2 separate regions of the Homo sapiens genome follow, and region 1 is linked to region 2. Evidence: read pairs that join two places in POLR2A ChIA-PET (ENCODE). Cell type or tissue: Panc1. All regions are shown on one strand. Region 1 overlaps PDE6A (phosphodiesterase 6A). Region 2 overlaps PDE6A (phosphodiesterase 6A).

What was found. ChIA-PET counts read pairs that join two places held together with the same protein. Peaks named below come from ENCODE experiments on the same cell type or tissue, not always from the same donor. Only the 100,000 strongest peaks of a DNase experiment are listed, where the experiment ranks them.
Region 1: POLR2A ChIA-PET joins it to region 2 with 5 read pairs; 5 of 35 experiments call an interaction of 5 or more read pairs at or near these places.

Annotation. Positions count from the first base shown.
Region 1 is chr5:149,867,779-149,870,278 of GRCh38, reverse strand. It overlaps PDE6A (phosphodiesterase 6A), which reads left to right. Exons shown (of 22, transcript NM_000440.3): 18 at 2,121-2,184; 19 at 2,480-2,500. Among named protein-coding and RNA genes, the nearest start is that of PDE6A, 76 kb to the left of the region's middle. In Panc1, no CTCF peak of the experiment used is centred here; no DNase peak of the experiment used is centred here.
Region 2 is chr5:149,934,046-149,936,545 of GRCh38, reverse strand. PDE6A (phosphodiesterase 6A) reads left to right here. Exons shown (of 22, transcript NM_000440.3): 2 at 1,828-1,980. Among named protein-coding and RNA genes, the nearest start is that of PDE6A, 9.5 kb to the left of the region's middle. In Panc1, no CTCF peak of the experiment used is centred here; no DNase peak of the experiment used is centred here; H3K27ac peaks cover 2,500 bases.

The DNA.
Region 1 (2,500 bases), 66 kb after region 2:
TGAGGGTTTACATAATTTAAAATATGCAGTGGCATGATCATAGCTCACTGTGGCCTCAAACTCCTGGGTTCAAGCGATCCCCTCACCTCAGCCTCCCAAAATGCTGGGACTACGGGCACATGCCACCACGCCTGGCTAATCTGTGTATTTTTCATAGGGACAGGGTCTCACTATTTTGCGCAGGTTAATCTTGAACTCCTGGCCTCAAGTGATCCTCCTTCCTCAGCCTCCCAAAGTGCCAAGATTACAGGTGTGAGCCACTGTGCCAGGCCCATAATTAAAGATTTTATTTAAACTTGTTAATATTCCATGAGTAACTCTTACAGCCTCACAGACTGGCTTATAGAAAATATGCCCCACACAGCTGATTAATTGTAAAATTATCCAAGCAGCAAGTTAGGTTCAGAGCCCCAGCCTTCTCTCACTCCTCCCTCTCCCCAGTTCCTGCCCATTGGTCTCACCCCGCCGCAGCCAGCCGTTGCTGCAGACCAGCTCTCCTGCCCTCCTGCTGAATTACTGCAGCACCCCATCCCCCTCCATCCTGCTCTTTTCTTCCTTCTCCATCCTACTAGTCCTGCCAGCTGCCTTCCTGCAGCACAGCTCTGAAGAGGTCACAATTGGGCCTTTAACCTTCAACCGTTCCCCACTGCTTGCTAGATACAGTCTGCACTCCCTGGCATGGAATTTAGGGCCCATGCCACATGGCCCTGGATTACCAGGATTACCTGCTCTAAAATGTTTTCTCAAATCCACCCCCCTTGCTCCCTCCTCTTGCTCCAGTTCTTTGTCCGTGTCCCCTCCCTTTCTATTTTCTGTTGTACCCACCTATGTAATAATACCTGCCTTGCCTTTCTATGAGTGGGACACTCCCTTAAGAGTTTACCTTTGAACTCTTTCTACCTACTTTCTTTACCTGCACCCTTCCACTCCTTTTTTTTTTTTTTTTTTTGATATGGAGTCTCGATCTGTCGCCCAGGCTAGAGTGCAGTGGTGTGATCTCAGCTCCCTGCAACCTCCGCCTCCCGAGTTCAAGCGATTCTCCTGCCTCAGCCTCCCGCGTAGCTGGGATCACAGGTGCATGCCATCATGCCCAGCTAATTTTTGTATTTTTAGTAGAGACAGGGTTTCACCAAGTTGGCCAGGCTGGTCTTGAACTCCAGACTGCAAGTGATCCGCCCACCTCAGCCTCCCAAAGGGCTGGGATTACTGGCGTGAGCCACGGCACCTGGCCCTTTCCAAGCCTTAATGCAAGGCCTCTTTGCTACAGCTGTTCACAGTTCTCTTTACACCATATGTTTTCTTTTTTCTTTTTTTTACCTTTTAAATTTTTTGGGTGAGAGTTTCTGCCAGGTGAGGAAATGGCCTAGAAGAGAAAGAAATCTATTAGTATTAAACAAAACTCCTAAATCAGAAAAGCTAACTGACTGATAGAAAAATGGAGTATATTGCCTCCAATGGAGCAAAAAGTGATTCTTGAGGTAGGAGAGCAAATCTTAGCTATTACAATGGCCTGTGGTTCTCCAAACAGATGGACAGCATATCTGTGGTATTAAAAGCTCATCGTGGGGCAATTACTGAAAAAGTATCTAAAAAGGCTCGTTGGCAGTTGGGGCAGGGAACAATGATGAGAAAAAAAGTTGAGAAACACTTCTCTACAGTAGAAAAGAGCAAAGGGACTCTGAAGATGTGATGAGATTTAAATGAAATTGATGTTTGTACAGTCCCTGGAACAGTGCTTGATACAGAAGAAAACCCAGTACATGTTCCTTATGCATATACCATGTTCAGACACTATACTTAGATTTCTCCAACCACAATCTCATTTAATCTTATACCTGTTTTGTGAGTAAGGTACGATTATCATTACAGACAGGGAAATGGAGGCTCAGAGAGGTTGGTGTAGTTGCCCAGTGTCCAACCTCTGATCACTGACAGAGGCAGGATCTAACCCTGTTTGATTTCAAAGCCCAACCCCTGGATGCAATGGGGGTGAGCCCTTTCCTCACAATGAGACAAAGTCACCTACTAGTGGGGGTGGAGAAAGGTGAGAGAGATGGAATTAACCAGTACATGAAGTCTTAAATGGCCCTGGACTGATAGAGGGTGTCCTGTGTGCCCAGGGCCATGATGATGACCGCCTGTGATCTCTCAGCCATCACCAAACCCTGGGAGGTGCAGAGCCAGGTATGAACTCCTGCTGACCCAAGAGGAGGGGCATCCCAGTACTGGGGGCATCAGGTCATGAGGCTTGGACTCTCTCAGCCCAGCTCCAGAACCAGCTCACCTGTGTCCCATCCTCCTCTACCAAGACATGGGAATCATTTTACGTCTCTCCAGTGATGACAGCAAAAGTGAGGGTGGCAGGGCAGGGATGGGTTTATCCTTTTTGTTGATTTGGAATTGCAAGTGGGGTGGGAGCAGGGGTAGGGGATTGGGCTGGGGCTCTGACTCTGCGTGTGTGAGGGTCTGTCTGTTGCAGGTAGCTCTGCTGGTGGCTGCT
Region 2 (2,500 bases):
TGCAGGTGAGGCCCAAATATTTGCTTTTCCTGAAAGAAGTGAACATTGGGAAACTGAAATGACTTCATGAAATGAATCTGAGCATACTCCACCTAGACACGTGCTCAGGAACTCATCAGTAGCTTAGAAAATGACACAGATACCACTTCTTGACTAATGCCTTTTTAGAGATTTTGCTTAATCCTCAAATGTTAATTCAAGTACAGCACTACAAGCTTCTCTTAATTCCTTTACCCTTCACCTGGTTTTAAACAGCTTCACTGATAATAATGCTGTTGACTATTTATTTAATCCCATTCCAACTAGAAGAAATCTATAGATGCAGAGCATTATGCTCTGAATTCCTTCCTTCCTTCCTTCCTTCCTTCCTTCCTTCCTTCCTTCCTTTTTTAGAGACAGGGTCTTGCTCTGTCACCCAGGGTAAAGTGCAATGGTACAATCATAGCTCACTGCAGCCTCCAACTCCTGGGCTCAAGCAATCCTCCTGCCTCAGCTTCCTGAGTAGCTGGAACTACAGGCACATGTCACCACACCTGGCTAATTTTTTTTGAGTTTTAGTAGATACAAGATATTGCTATGTTGCCCAGGCTGGTCTTGGACTACTGAACGCAAGCAATACTCCCACCTTGGCCTTCCAAAGTGCTGGGATTATAGACGTAAACCACCACGCCTGGCCCAGACTTAGTTTTAGAAAAGTTCTGTGAATTGGCTCTATGAAGTACATTTCCACTCAGAACGGCGTGAGCTGAGCATGTTTGGGCTGGCCCGCCTCCCAAGCAATGCTGACAGTCCAAAAACCTCACAGTGCTACCAATAAACAGAAAGGAGGATTCTTGTAAATTTAAGAGAACAATTCAAGCTCTGTCTTTTCATCCTGACCGCATGGTCCACCACAGCCTATAATGGCTTCTCTGGGCTGCATTAGGGGAGGTTTATGGAGGTGTGTGCTCCTCTATACACTCAGAGCTTCAAGCCAATCCCTTGTGACCTACATTACTATTATTGATTTTTCTTTGAGCTGGCCTGAACCTTGGTCACCCATATCCCCCGTGCTTAACATAAGGCCTGACACATAGTGGGGTTTCTACTAAGATTCGTAGAATGGGGATATCTACTGAACTGGTTGTGTGGTGCTAGAACTGGATTGTTTAAAAAGCTGAAAATAACAAATTCTTTTGTTCAATGACCTAGACCCAAGTCTAACCTTATCCAGGCTTCTCTAAGAGGCAGCAGAGCTGAAGGCAGGCTCTGGAGTTACACATACACACACACACACACACTCACACACACAGTCTACACAATCTACACACATGACATTAACCTTCTTGAGTTACAGATCCCCCTTCTGTAAGATGGGCTACTGATGGTACTTATCTCATAGCTTATTGCGAAGATAAAAGTAAGATAACGCAGGTAAAATGCCATGCACGCTGCCTGCTAGCAACTGTCGTTGTACTTCCTAAAGTCTTTACCCGGCTTCCTCTTAGCTGTACCCTGGGTTTTTATTCTGGGCTTAATTGTCATCACCTCAAGAAAGCCTTCTCTAACCCTCCTTCTCCAGGCAAAGTCAGTCCCCCACTCCCATCCCTGGAACCCACACTGCTTTGCACACCTCTCCTCCACAGCCCTCAGTGGATTTCATCTCAGACTTTCTTCTTCTACTGGATTTTGGAAGCTTCCATGACAGATGTCATCTCTGATTTCCCTGCCCCTGTTGAAGAGGAATAGATGGAAGCACCTTTATTCCCTTGTCAACAGGGGCTTTGGGCCGTTCCACTGTTCTTGCTCTTCATTTGCCTGTCCGTGCTTATCTCTGCCTTCCTTTAGGATGAGCATTTCTGTGACTTTGTGGACATCCTCACAGAGTACAAGACCAAGAACATCTTGGCTTCCCCCATAATGAATGGGAAGGATGTGGTGGCCATAATCATGGCTGTGAATAAAGTGGATGGATCCCACTTCACCAAGAGAGATGAAGAGGTAAGAATGCTTTAGAGACTAAGGATAGCCATGCTAGCACATTCTCCCAGCCTATGAAGTCCCCTGAACTTTGCTGTTTGACCTGGCCTCAGTTTTCCCATCTGTAAGACAGGGAATTCACCTGATGTTCTCTGAGGGAGGCAGGATAAAATAATAGTTAAGACATTGGGCTTTGGAGTCAGGAATAGAGGGATAATTGTTCTGGCTCCGCCAATAGCTGTTTGCCTTTTGCAAGTTATTTAACTTCTTTGAACTTTGGTTTTCTTATTTGTAAAATGTTGATAATTTTTCAGTATCAACCTCATAGGGAACTTATTAATAAATAGTAGCTATTTTTCATGAATACACTCCCATCAACATCAACATTCTACATTCGGTGAGTTTTATGCTCATGCAACATCTTATGAGTCTGCATTCTAGGATCCATCTGCCCAAATTGTCTCTGATGAAGCTTTGAAAATATTCAGATATTTGCTGATGGTAAAAGTAGCCAGAGGATGGATTTCTTCTTCTCACCTGC